Linked DNA regions of Mus musculus: region 1 is linked to region 2. The links are chromatin loops, found by intact Hi-C in ENCODE. Cell type or tissue: left cerebral cortex. All regions are shown on one strand. Each heading gives the region's core, and the rest is flanking DNA. Links, peaks and the distances in the headings are about the cores only. Region 1 overlaps LOC100043315 (a long non-coding RNA gene). Region 2 overlaps Tmem117 (transmembrane protein 117).

Region 1 (7,104 bases), core at 1,908-5,907, 55 kb before region 2:
GGATGGGTGATCTGTGCTCTGGGCACTGTTGGAATGCTCAATCAACCATACGGACATGAGATTAAGGCTCTGCTTGGAGGCCTGACTGGTTTGCTAAATTCTCATTCCATGTTTGTACAAGGACAGTTAAGCCCAGATAACATTCTCGTACCTTCCCTGAACATATTTATTCCTTTAGAATTGGAAAAAAAAAAAAGAGTCTCAATGCTCTTTAAAATAACCTCACAAATTGTGAAGGTCTTAAATTTTTTGATAAAAACCAGTAATATGTTTACAGGCATTATTGAAGCATTGATTTCTTGTAGGGCATTTCAAACAACTCCTAACTCCCCTGGTTTCCTCCCTAGACAGAAATTAAAATCAACCATGCAACTATTTAAAGTTTAAACACACTTGAATTTGTTACTCTCAAAGCATCAAAGTCACAAAACACATGCATGAATGGCCTAAAGGAAGAATTTACCTTGGCTCCTGGCTTCGGGGCTCCCTGCCCACAGCCCCCAGTCTTGTTAATTCTGGGCACATGGAGTAGGAAGACCATGGAGATGAGCAGTACATCTCATGGCTATCAGGAAGGTAGCAGCAATAGAAACAGAAAGGGCCTGAAGACAAGGTATGCCCCCCATAGGACAACTCCAGACATTTCCAGTACCCCTAAACAAAGTCAGGAAGAATCCAATACATGTGCCCATGGGTGACAGTTCACACTCAAAGTACCTTGTGCCCTATATTGTCAATAAGAAAGTATTTTTAAGTTATAGTGACAGTATAATAGAAAGATCTGTCTTGTTTTGTTTTGAGATTTTGCTGTGGCATTTATTATTCTTTACCCCTCATTTGTGCAATGAATTTGAATGGCTATTTTTATATAAATTTCATTTGTGCAATGAATTTGAATGGCTATTTTTATATAAATTTCATATACCACAAATCCTCAAAACTAATATTTGTAAAAATGTGAGTTAAAGTAAAAGAAAATCAGTATGAATTGCAAAATGCAATTACTTTGTATGTTAAAGCCATTACATCTTAACAAATGCTAATTTCTTTTTTTATTAATCATTCCATTCATTTACATCTCAAATGATACCCCACTTCCCAGTTACCCTTCCACAAGTTCCCCCATCCCACAACCTCCCTATCCTCCCTCCCCTTGCCTCTATGAGGGTGAATCCCCACCTACTCTTTCCCACCCCACCCCTCCAACATCCCCCTACTCTGGGGCATCAAACCTCCACAGGATCAAGGGCCTCCCCTTCCATTGATGCCACACAAGGCCATTCTCTGCTAACTATGTCTGTGGAACCAGGGATCCCTCCCTGTACACTCCTTGGTGGGTGGGTGGTCTAGTCCTTGGGAGCACTGGGTGGTCCAGCCAGCTTATGGGTGTCCAAGTACTTATGCTTACTATATATTCTAAATCTCAGGAGGCAGGGTTTGGAGCTCTAAAATTAGCCATCTTCTGTGGGAGTCCCTGCAGGTGCCATACAGGGAACCAAACATTGTGAAGAGAAAATAGTGACAACCTGCTGCAGATTGGTTTCATCAAGCTGGATTAGACTTCAGGAAGTCTAATGCCAGGAGATTTATTCCCAATGTATTTAAGTCCAGTATAATTTGGGGGTAAAATATGTTTCCTGGTATGACACAATCCCCTGTGCACAAGGAAGCATCAAAAATCAAGTCAGGGTAGCATCATTTCTTCCAAGAAGATGGGTTCTAGAGATAGGCTACCTGTACCAGCTTAAGGGCCTAAAGTTCTGGCCTGGTTTCTGTCATACAGATAGCATAAAGGTCATTGCGAGCTATTAGCTACTTCTGGTCCTGGTTGTGGGAGCTTGGGGGGGAGGGAGCCTCTGACTATAAGAGTCATATAGATTGCTAGTTATCTTCAATCTTAGTTGTAGGAGCTTGATATGGCCTGGCTCAATAGGATACCCAAGATATAAGATACAATTTGCTAAGCTAAATGCATGAAACTCAAGAAGAACGAAGACCAAAGTGTGCCCCTTCTTAGAATTGGGAACCAAACACCCATGGAAGGAGTTACAGAGACAAAGTTTGGAGCTGTGACGAAAGGATGGATCATCTAGAGACTGCCATATCCGGGGATCCATCCCATAATCAGCTTCCAAACGCTGACACCATTGCATACACTAGCAAGATTTTGCTGAAAGGACCCAGATAGAGCTGTCTCTTGTGAGACTATGCCGGGGCCTAGCAAACACAGAAGTGGATGCTCACAGTCAGCTATTGGATGGACCACAGGGCCCCCAGTGGAGGAGCTAGAGAAAGTACCCAAGGAGCTAAAGGGATCTGCGATCCTATAGGTAGAACAACAATATGAACTAACCAGTACCCCCCTGGAGCTCGTGTCTCTAGCTGCATATGAATCAGAAAATGGCCTAGTCAGCCATCAGTGGAAAGAGAGGCCCATTAGTCATGCAAACTTTATATACCTCAATACAGGGGAACGACAGGGCCAAGAAGTGGGAGTGGGTGGGGAGTGTGTGGGGGACTTTTGGGGTAGCATTGGAAATGTAAATGAAATAAATACCCAATTTAAAAAAAAAAACAGAAAAAATAGATAACGCAGATCACCAGGCAGAAACCAGTTCATCGTTTTCAATTCTCAGCTTTTTAGATGGGAGAATGGGATTTTCATCTTTCCTGCTGGAAAGACACCCCTGTGTGCTTAACATTCCTGGGTTCGCTGGAGATCTGTGGGCACAAGGACCTTCGTGTTATGCTCCCAACAAACTTCAGTACAAAAAAGCGTTAAAAAGAAGAACAAAGAAAGGCTTGCACGTTGTCAGGAATTTCCCAGCCTGCTGCATTTCTCCTTGAGACTAAGAACTCTGATCACACTAATAGTCTATACTACTTAATCCTCTCCATGGCCCAGTGTAGCTAAAAGCAAACATGGACTCCTCTGCTAAGGTTGCATGACTCTACCTAACTTCACTCTAAGGAACCAATGAGGTTTGGTTGGGGAGGGCTGAGGGATGCGGGTGTAAGTTCCCCATCAGACAACCGTGTAAACCCTTTATCCAACAGGGATGAGGGCTATATCTAAGCAGAATAGGTGGAGCCCCTCCCCCCCCACCCCATGTATCTTCCTTGACCTTTATACTCTAACCCCTCACGTTGGCCATGTGAAAGCCAGGCAAAAGTGGACACAAGTGGTAAAGAAAGCTGGATGCTCAAGTGAGGTTCTCCTGACCCTCCACTCCTTCAGGAGGCTTCCAAAGCCTCACAGGGAAAACCATTTTGCTCCAGGGGCCAGTGTAGCTGAACACCACATGATGATGGTTGCGTGGCTAGAAGGAGAGTCAGGCAGGACCCCTGGTGTGCTGGATACTATTATTATTCTAGAGGGAAGCAGGCGAGGCACAGATAGGTTAATTGACTGATCCAGCAGCACAGGAAAGCAACATGGTGCCTCTAGCTTTTGGCAAAATGCTGGGAATAATCCCAGTGCGAGCTGCTTTTAACAGGTGAGTGGAATGCAGGCGTCCTCTCTCAGTGCTTTAGTTTGGAAATAGAAAATTGGGTTTTCTCTCTGAATAAAAGCTGCCAGAACAGTCTGCTATTATTCTTATAATGCCCAGCTCTGTCTTAAAATTTTAATGTAACTTTCTTAATTAAACAATGTATTTGGAAAATTGTGTTAGGGGGAACTTTTAATGCAGAGAATTTTGTAGCATGCAGAAAGAGGTGGGGGTGGGAAAGAAATGCTATTTTAAATGTTCAGATTTGAGAGTGATGTGCCTTATTCTTCATCCAAATTCCTCTTTACTCTCTTAAACTGACTCACAAAATGTTATGTATTTGCCATAAATATATTTCAGAGGAGGCTGAGATTCTGTGTGCAAGTGGAGGGGAGGGCACCTTATAACCTCCGTGTGGGACCTGTGGGTTCCTTCTTTGTCCCAAGGCCCTGGGAGGAACAGTGTTTGCATGGCTCTGCCCATGCAGCACAGCAGCATCCCCTCGAATTGCATCTCTCTGGAGAGGTATGTTTCTTTTCTCTGCCTCTCGAGGTCCTGAACTGGATTTGGGGATCTCCAGAGGCACTGGTTGGAGAGCAATTGCTCATGCTGGTGGAGAGCACTGAATTACTCCCCCTGCCTGCAGAGAACAGCACACACGGAAACCAGAGTGGACTGCACACACGTTGCTTCTCTGGAAACCAGAATGGACCGCTGCTTGGAGCCAGTCCTCCTTAAAGAGGTTCCAGAGAGCAGGAGGCCTTTTGGGAGCCTTGAGTGCTGGTGTGTGGATGTGTGTCCACACAAAGAGCCTCCGTGGAGGACTATAAAAACCTTGTGTGTTAGGGGGTCTCCAGGAGGACTTGGAAGGGTGTATGGTGGGTGAATAGGATCTAAATTTGGGTAATATTGAAATTACCCAAATCATCACCATCACCATCACCATCACCATCACCATCACCATCACCATCACCATCACCATCATCATCATCATGCCACACCAACAAAGCTTCTTGACATTGTTTTTATGCATTTGGGTAGAGGCAGGCTGGAATGTTTGGTGATACCAAATTGTCTAGTCTGCATACAAAGTCTACTTTTGCTAGCTGATACCATGGGCACATTGTGTCACCTCCTCTGGTTTTTATTTCCTTGCCTGTAAAATGAGGATTATGTACTACTTAGCTATTAAAAACAATGAATTCATGAAATTCTTAGGCAAATGGATGGAACTAGAAAATATCATCCTGAGTGAGGGAACCCAATAGCAAAAGAACGCACATGGTATGCACTCACTGATAAGTGAATATTAGCCCCAAAGCTCCAAATAACCAAGATACAATTTGCAGACCACATGAAGCTCAAGAAGAAGAAAGACCAAAATATGGGTGCTTCGTTTCTTCCTAAAAGGAGAACAAAATACTCAGAGGAGCAAATACAGAGATAAAGTATAGAGCAGAGACTGGTGGAAAGGCCATCCAGAGACTACCCTACCTGGGGACCTATCCCATATACAGTTACCAAACCCAGACACTATTGTGGATGCCAAGAAGTGCATGCTGAAAAGAGCCTGATATAGCTGTCTACTGAGAAGCCCTGTCAGAGCCTTACAAATACAGAGACAAATGTTCACACCCAACCATTGGACTGAGTGCGGGTCCCCAATAGAGGAGTTAGAGAAATGACTGAAGGAGTTGAAGGGGATTTCAACCCCACAGGAAGAGCAACAATATCAACCAACCAGAACCCTCAGAGCTCCCAAGGACTAATCTATCACCAAAGAGTAAACGTGGCTCCGGCTGCATATGTTGCAGAGGATGGCCTTGTCTTACATCAATGGGAGGAGAGGTCCTTGGTCCTACGAAGGCTCAATAGATGCCCTAGTGTAGGGGAACTGAGGGTGGGGAAGTGGGAGTGGGTTGGTGCGTGGGTGGGTGGGTGGAGGAACACCCTCATAGATGCAGGGGGAGGGAGGATGGGATAGGGGATTTCTGGGGGCAGGGGAAGGAACCAGGAAAGGAGATAACATTTGAAATGTAAATAAAATATCCAATTAAAAGGAAGTCAAAATAAAAAAGGGGGGGGGGGAACTATGGCAATATCTACCTCATGGCTCGTGAGTAGGTGCTGATTATCTTGTGCAGAGCTCAGCAGATACTCAGTGGTGGCTGGTAGAAATAGCAATTACTACCGGAGCAGAGAGCAAAACTGAAACCACCTGAAATTAAGATACCATTATTAAACATATAGTTGTGACTCACTGGCCTGTAATACGTTATGAATTAATGCATGTTATGGGTCCTTTCATACAGATGAGGCAAGCTATTGTACTATGGTGCGTAAGTCTATTTTTCTACTTGAAGCATTTAAAGAGTACAAGAAAAATATTTGGCCTAACCATTTTCTTTAGACCTATCTTGATCCGTTTGTATTTTTAATATCCAGGAGCCTCAGGAAATAAACACATTTGGGGTCATTATATACAAATGGCTTTGACTTTGTCCTTGCTGTCACCAGGCTAGGCTGAATTGTGTGCAGAGTGAACCAAGAATATTTACTTCTTTTGGCAACGGTCGTTCTTTCCTTAAGCATTTTTACCTACAGAAAAATGGAGCAGAAAGTTCATTTTTCCCACAGACACTCCCGTGCCTTCTCGGCTCTTAAGGCCTAGAATACCCCTTAAAATTGATGAACCAATTCTGAGATGCTATTAAGTAGTAAGTCTATAACTTACTACTAAGCGAGTGCAGGCAGGGAGATGAAGTCTCTCTTTGCCATGCCTTCCAGGACACTCAGTGACTCCAAGAGCCACTCTGCACTGAGTCTGGTCGGGCTGGGCTGAGAGAAGCTGACTAGTCAGTGAGGAGTAAGGCAGGACCTTGGGTGGCTTTTGGAGAAAGAAGATCTTCCCAGGTGTTACAGCTCTTGGAACAAAAGACTCAGACAATGGAGTAGTTCTCGAACACATTTAATTTTCTGGATAGGATTTATATACAGTTTTGGGGGTGATTCAGGGTTCAACAGCAGGTACCTCTCATTGGCTTGGACTGAGAGTTTGGGGAAAACCTTATTTGCATGTGGGAAGGCTCTGCGCTGCTCCTCTCCTGTGAAGGCTGTGGAGGCAGTAACTTTGACAGGAGCCAGGGGTCCAGGAGACATGATCGAATACCTTCTGTTCCATGTAGGTGGAAATCACCACCCATTGAGTCCCCTAGGGTTCAAGTCCTTGAGCAACTGGAGACCAAGTTGTCTGTGTGTAGCCCACTGCCCCACAGTGAAAGATGCTTTTAATGTGTTCCTGTATTTACTTTGCAAGTGTTTGGCCTGAGAACTTTTGCATTTATGTTCATTAGAGGAATTTGTCTATAGTTTCATTCTTTTTGTGTGTGTATGTGTCGTTATCTTAGAGTAATACTGACTTATAAAGGGAATTTGGAAGTGTTATTTCTTTTTCTATTTTATAATAGATAATTTGAAGAGGTAAGGTTTTAGATCTTCTTTGAAGGTCTGGTAGAATCCTGCTGTGAATTTATCTGGACCTGGGCTTTTTGAGTTGGGAATTTTTTTCTTCCTTCCTTTCTTCCTTTCCTTCTTTCTCTCTCTTTTTAAACAG
Region 2 (7,104 bases), core at 1,010-5,009:
TCTCCAGCATCAACTTCCAAATTTGTTATAGCCTTAGTTAGGGTTTCTATTGCTGTGTTGAAACACCAGGACCAAAAGCAACTTGGCGAGAAAAGGGATTATTTGGCTTATTATACCATATCACTGTTCATTATGAGTGGAGGTCAAGGCAGGAACTCCAAGAGGGCAGGAATCCAGGGGCAGAAGCTGATATGGAGGCCATGAAGTAGTGTTGTTGACTGGCTTGCCCAGCCAGCTTTCTTATAGAACCCAGAACCACCAGCCCGGAGTGGACTCAACCCTCAGTGAGCTGGCTGGGTCTTCCCATATCAGTTACTAATTGAGAAAATGCTCCACAGGCTTGCCTACATTCTAGTCTTATGGAAGCATCCCCTCCAATGAGGTCCCTGCCACGCAAGTAATTCTACCGTGTGCCAGCTTGACATAAAAACTATCCAGGGCAAAAACTTTGCATTGCTGTGAGAAAACATCACGACTCAAAAACTCACTGAAGAGTTTATTCTGGCTTACAGGTCAGAAGGGAAAGAGTCCGTCCTTGTGGTGAAACAGTAATAAAGAGCAGCCATGGCAACGGGAAGAGGAAACTGAAAGATCACATCTTTAACAGCAGGCATACAGTAGACAGGGAACTAGAGGTAAAATGAGGCCATGTACTCTTAAAACCCCTCCCCCAGGGACATACTTTTTCCAGCATGGCCACACCTCCTAAGTCTTTCCAATCAGTCCTAATTGGGGACCAATTATTAAAATATCCAAGCATTAAGGGCATACTTCTAACTCAACCCATACATAGTCCAACTTTTTAAAAGTCCCCAGTGTCTTTGCAAATCACAACGTTTTAAGTCCAGTGTATTCTAACAAAATAAAAGCAAGCATTATTATGCCAAAAGGAAGGACCAGGGCATAACAATAATCACATCAAAGTAAACTCAAAATCTAACAGTGTAAGTCCAAATCCTGTAGCTCGACATCCAACATCTGGAACTCACTCCTAGTGTAATCCTCCAGGCTCCAAAGGGCTTGGGAAGCCCCACCTCTCCAGCCCTGCTCTCCACAGCACACACAGCATCCTTCTTATCTAAGATACAAGAAATTCTACCTATAGACAATGTTCTTCAGCAGCAGTATCTGGCTGAGCATGGGCTTCAGCCTGCCAGCCCGGGATTGACTTGTGTTTGTGGGAAAATGGATCCCAGATTCTGCCCCAAAGCTCAAGTACACAGATGCTGGTGTATGGCTAATGGATTTACTTTTCTAAACAATCTTTCCAGAATATTCTCACATCGGCTGTTTGAGAAACGCTATGGAGACAGTCTTAAAACACACCATGGATCTCAATATTTTTGATCCAGGTTTTCCCTGGAAGCACTTGACTTGCAAACTGTAATCAAGTAAAAGAACAACTGCTTCTCCAAAGACTAGCTCTTTCTCCATAGCAGCCTCCCCCTTCTCTCTCTCTCTCTCTCTCTCTCTCTCTCTCTCTCTCTCTCTCTCTCTCTCTCTCTCTCTCTCCCTCTCTCTCTCTCTCTCAGTGGATTAGCAGGAGCTGGAGAGGGATGGAAACACAAACTTGAACACAAAGGTTTGGCTTTTCTCAAGACCTGTAGCCATTTTTCTGAAGAATTCTAATAGCAGACACGGATACATCCAGCCACACCGGAAACATCACAACTGTCCTAATTCCAGTTCCACTTTACCACCAGGCCCTCTCTCTTTTAATTTAACCACCAGACTGTTCAAAGGCTTCTCACTGGACTCAGGCAGCGATGGTTTGCACGGTGAAGTCTAGGAAGAACACAGACCTTCTGACTGCAGCTGTGAAATCTCAGTCAGAATGGAGCAGTGCTCAGTTAACCATATTACCCCAAGACAACTTTCCTGAGTCTAATTTCCTGGCTCTTCCTCAGACCTATTGTGTCAGAACTGATGGGACTAGGGCCCACTGATCCATACATTTATAAAGTCTCTCTTACTGGAGACTTTCATTAATTATTTATTATTTAGTTAATTATTAATTAGAGACTTACTAGTCAAACTATGTGAGGTGAGGAGAAAGCCCCGAGTGAATGACTTCACGAGTCATTGTCTGTGGCTGATATGAGTATGGCCATGCCAAGGACCTCAAAGCCTTAGACCCTTGGGGGAATAGAAACACCTTCCCTCCTGGTCCAAGCATGGATATTGACAGTATGTGCAGAAAATGCCCTGCATAGCTTTCTTCCCTTAGATATTTAAGGCCTGATGACTCCTCTCCTACAGAGACCCCATCTACCGATATACCTAGCTCACTACCTCCTTGATTTAGCTGTGTAGAGTAGCCTTATCTTCTTGCTCAACTGTCTATATTCTATCATGCTGTTCCTGGGGAGCTGCAGCTTCTCCATCAGCAAGCACGGTCCACCTAAGCTCAACTTTTCTCTGTCCCCTTTCTTGGCTTTCTTCATTCCTCTACCACCTCGGCCAGGTCCATCCAAGAGCTGGATAGCTCTCAGCAAAAGTTACCAAAAGCTTTAGTCATATGACTTTCCCCTTCCAGAAAACTTTATTAATGTGCCTTTATTCTGTTTTCAGCTTCTAGTTCATAAGTCAAGGTTTGAGGCCCTGTATCTGCCTTTTCCCAAAAGGCACAGAGCTTCTCTGACTCATAGCCAATGATACTGCAGCTTCATGGATATAGCATATAGCGTTCCCAAAACATTGTGTAAATGTGATTTTTTGGGGGGGGGGGTTCATCTTCTTTTTAAAAAAATCCCAAATGGCACAAACATTGGATACTGTAATCCTCCCCTTCTTTATATTGACACTGTATATAACAAAGCATGTAAAATAGTCCCAACCTGACTACTTTTTACAGTTCAATTTTTAAAAACTGATTTGTTCTCCAATCATTTTCTATCTTCTTCCCCCCCCCCATAACCTAGTATTGTATGCTTAAGTGGTATACCTTTAATGGGTTCTGATCATCAGAAACTGTTTGTACAGGGGTCGCCTGAGACAAGAGCTGGTGGCAAGAACAGATGGTCCAGCAAAAGCCACCCAGAGGGATATGGTGAAGCTACGTGTGTGACAGCTATTTCAGAAGTCCAAGAGGATGGCATGCTGCACAGATTAAGTGGGGACTCCGAAACCACACTCTGTGACCTGAACTGAAATCGATTGATTTACCCAGTGAATTTAATAGATGAGCCTTGGCTGCCTTGAATCGGAACAGAAACCTGCTGCATCTTCCCTATTCATGAGCTCATTCTCAAATTCAGGAAGGTTGCCTCGCGCGCAGAGCCAAAGCACAGCTTCCTGGCTGGGAAGCAGAGAGTTTCTCAGTGCTCAGATGTTAATGTTTTCTGCGCTCAGGCTATTTTTATCCAGCCACACAGACGACAGTGTAAGTACAGATTTCTTCTGCAGTTTTCATGAGAGCAGGTGTGGGATCCTAGGCCATTGTCCTCAAAGCACACACGTTCGCGCCCTGTATCCGAACAGTTTAGGAGTGAACGCTACCCTTTGTATCTATGATCATTCAGCTGTCTGCCTATTGTTCAAAAGAAGAAAAGATATAAAACGTATCTTCAGGATATCTCTCGGGGATGAGAATGAGTAAGACGTTATTCATTTCAGACGCATTAAAAAAAAATCAGAGTAAAAAAAAAAACCTGGAGATTCACAAAATAATCTCTTGAGACAAATTTGTGCTAGGACACAGAAGTAGGTTCTATGAAATCAAGTAGTTAGTAACCTAACTCTTTAAAGTCGTATGGACTAATTGAAGATTCCAGATCACGTTGTCTTTATCTTAGCAGTCAATGCAGAAACACGGAATGTATTGATGTTGAACCTATACACCAAGAACCGTGGAAAAGCCACCCCATGTATAAGATCCGTGTGGAATAGTCCATGAAGTGTGGCAGGAATAATGTCCTATAGAAGAGAGTTTGTCCCCCACCTTTTGGTATCACATACCAGAAGGCTTGACTCGACAATGCAGTACCTAACTAGGGGATGTTGCTATGTGTTCCTTGTCTTTAAGTACAGTGCTCTCTTAGTGACTGCCGATGGACTGTGACTGAGGTGAGGTGTTCAAGGCAGGTAAGAAACAGGCGAGCCTTCTTTATCCCTGTCTTCTCTCTATTCATTCCTATGTGCTCCCTTGTCAATGCAACCGTGGACCTAGAGCTGAGAGGGGTGGCATGGAGTCACCAGCCCACCTAGAGCCATCTTGCATCGATGAATGAATAAGAGAAAATTAAACTCATACCTTTCACCAGCGGTTCACTTTTCACAGGAAATATGCAAAGGTGTCCAAAGTCATACACCATACCTGTTATGTGAATGCGGTATTCCTCCTTGAAGATCTTCTGGAAGAAGGGAATCTTGAACTGCATGTGAGGCGTGTGCAACCCGGGGAGATTCACATCAACGTCGCCCATGAAGTGTGGGAATTCCCAGTCCTGTCAGAAAGTCAGCCCGTGAGTATATCTGTGATCTGATTGGTTTTTAAGAAGCAAGGCACTCGGAATTGACTTTCTCCAAGCACTTGTTTTAAAATCATTTCAATTCAGCTGGTTGCTAGATGCAACCATTTCACTTGGCAATCATCATCGTCTTCTGTACACTGGATATTGGTGTGCATTCGAAATAAAAATCAACTCATTACTCAGATTCTTATTGTTTTTCAATCTAGTAATTAGAACCTAGTATGAAGTGACTTGCATCTTCAGTTTGCTCCCATTATATGGGGATCTTGACATATTTAGATAATGGAAGCAATTGGTACAAGGCTAATAAACTTATAATATTTTATCTTGCTACTTTCAAAATTATGAGCCCTGTAATTTCATGTCATACATAAGGAGACAAAGTACGCAATTTTTACTAAAGTATTTTACCATGCTCCACTCTAGAGACTCTGCAGAATGTTCAAACACCAAAGAACCCTAGCCTGTTCACTTGATGTGCAGATGAATTTGAGCCCAAGATGGAGGACATGAACCCCCAAGATTGCCAGAAGTCATTTCTAGTGAAGGTAAAACTACAAAGGCATTGCTCTTTCAGAGGGAAATGTCCTGTGAATCTTGTCAGGAGCCACACTTGATCTCAGATTTTAAACCACTGAATTTAAAAAAAAAAATCACAATTATCCTGTGAAAGAAGAACACACTTAAATGTAAAGGAATATTTGAGATGGGTTCATAGACATGAAAAGACACACTTTCACTTTTAATAATGAAATGATCACTGTAGGTACAGAACTATGTTTAGTTGATGTTTTAAACCAACTCGAATATGAAACATGATGAACAAACTTTTAGTTTTTTGAGATTTTAATATACTACATCAATTGACACTGCTAAGCGCACTCAGATAAAGCAGCTGGTACAGGGACACTGGGGAAGGTGCCTGGTCCCTTAGGAGCAGCCACAGGTGTTTCCTTTCCTGAGAGACTGAACCACCAGGAAGAAGAGATCGAAGAATGGCACTCTGCATCACCTAGCAGTCTCTAGATCAGCGGATCACCTCAGGCTGCTGATAGGAGATAAGTATATAAGAAGACAATTAAATGATGCCACATCATCTGTTCTACCTGCGAGCAAATTAACCTGGCCTGTCCATGTTTTTTCAGACATTAGTAGCACTCAGAGACATGATTAAAGGGCTCAGGAAATCAATGAATAATGTTCCATGAACTTGGAATATTGTGTAAAAATTATTACTGGAAACTGGATTGGAGATTCTATCTGCAAACAGTCACTGAGGTTGGATATGTGCATTTCTTCCCCCATATACAGAGTGTTATCTCCATATTACATAAAAGCCGTTACAAAGGAAACAGACCCGGACGGCTAAACTATATCTGATAAAAGCTATGACTGCAAATAAAATGAATGACAGAGTATCTTCACTCGTCCTAGATGAATGACAAATATCATTAAACCATCTTTTTATTTCTTGGTTGCAGATAGAGAACGCTTCTTGGTAGTAATTGGGCCACTGTATTTAAACCAGCTTCTTAGTTGCAAGGCGTTTTCTGACTTCTCCCATTTAGACCATCCTCCACGAAACTCAAGTTTTCTGCTGGTGTGAAATTGCTTTCAGTTTAAAAAGCAATCTCGGGAGATTTCTTTTTGGACTGTGGTCAAAAACCTCATTCACTAAAAAATAGTTTCTCTATTACTTCCCAGCTCTTCCTGGAGATAGAAAGATGAGTTAAGGAAGTGGGGGTGGAGAGGAGAACAAGAGAGAGGAGGGGAGTTTTGTGGTGTTTACCTGGAGGGAGGCTTTCCTTGTTTTAGGAAGATATCAGAGAGAGGCGTTGATGTGTGAGGAGGGGGAGTGTAGGAAAAGCAGCTGTATGAGAGTGTTTTAAAGAGAACACAAAAGGGACAATGTCTCAACTATGCCATCTCCCAGTTCTCCCTTTTGCTTCATCTGTCATAAAGTCATGTTTTATTGTTTCAAAACTCTTTTACTTAATCCGATTTCCTAAGTTCATTTTCCCTTTATTATTTTAATTTTTGTATTTCCATCCCCTTTATTTTAATGTTTGCAATTCTCACTCCCCATTCCTCTTCAGACACCTCATTTTGAGTCAGCATACATCTGGTCTACCTTGGCTTGCAGTGGAATGGCAATCATAGTAATTGCTACACCATTTTGAGCTTCTTTTAGTGAAAATTTTTTATCTGAAGTTTGTTGAATCACAAGTATTTAAACCAGAAGGCAAAGGGAAGAGAGGAGGGCACTTTTTGTCTCCCCAGGTTTCAGATACTTCATTTACAGGTCAGTGTTGAACCTATTGACTTCATATACTTCCTGGAAGCATGAGATCACGCCTAAGCAGCAACCTCCACAGTGACAGAGACAGAGGAAGAGACACAGGTATGGTCAATAAGCATGGTTGGTTTCCTAGCATCATTCATTTGGTTTAACCTGAGAGACAGTGGAGGAAACTGATGGTTCTGTTTCACACTGGCTATGGTAAAGACAAAAAAAGGCCTTCTTTTCCTGTCTATCCCCATCCATTGCATAATAGAGGTCACCCTGATGCCTCTGACTAGGGCTTGGGTCAGAGCAGAGGTTTTGAGGCTACTTTCTTAGGGCAAAAGGGAG

The links. Hi-C counts contacts between places; a loop is a spot of excess contacts. Peaks named below come from ENCODE experiments on the same cell type or tissue, not always from the same donor. Only the 100,000 strongest peaks of a DNase experiment are listed, where the experiment ranks them.
Region 1: it touches region 2 in a loop (9-fold over the local background); 1 of 42 quality-filtered maps calls a loop at or near these places.

Annotation. Positions count from the first base shown.
Region 1 is chr15:95,127,858-95,134,961 of GRCm38, reverse strand. All of the region lies in intron 2 of LOC100043315 (a long non-coding RNA gene), which reads left to right. Among named protein-coding and RNA genes, the nearest start is that of Gm30810, 51 kb to the right of the region's middle. In left cerebral cortex, for the core only: no CTCF peak of the experiment used is centred there; no DNase peak of the experiment used is centred there.
Region 2 is chr15:95,071,745-95,078,848 of GRCm38, reverse strand. Tmem117 (transmembrane protein 117) reads right to left here. Exons shown (of 8, transcript NM_178789.4): 7 at 4,316-4,445. Gm30810 (a long non-coding RNA gene) reads left to right here. Exons shown (of 4, transcript XR_384360.4): 1 at 1-4,083; 2 at 4,280-4,463; 3 at 4,899-6,873. Among named protein-coding and RNA genes, the nearest start is that of Gm30810, 4.7 kb to the left of the region's middle. In left cerebral cortex, for the core only: no CTCF peak of the experiment used is centred there; a DNase peak (open chromatin) is centred at 3,285; H3K4me3 peaks cover 191 bases; H3K27ac peaks cover 1,186 bases.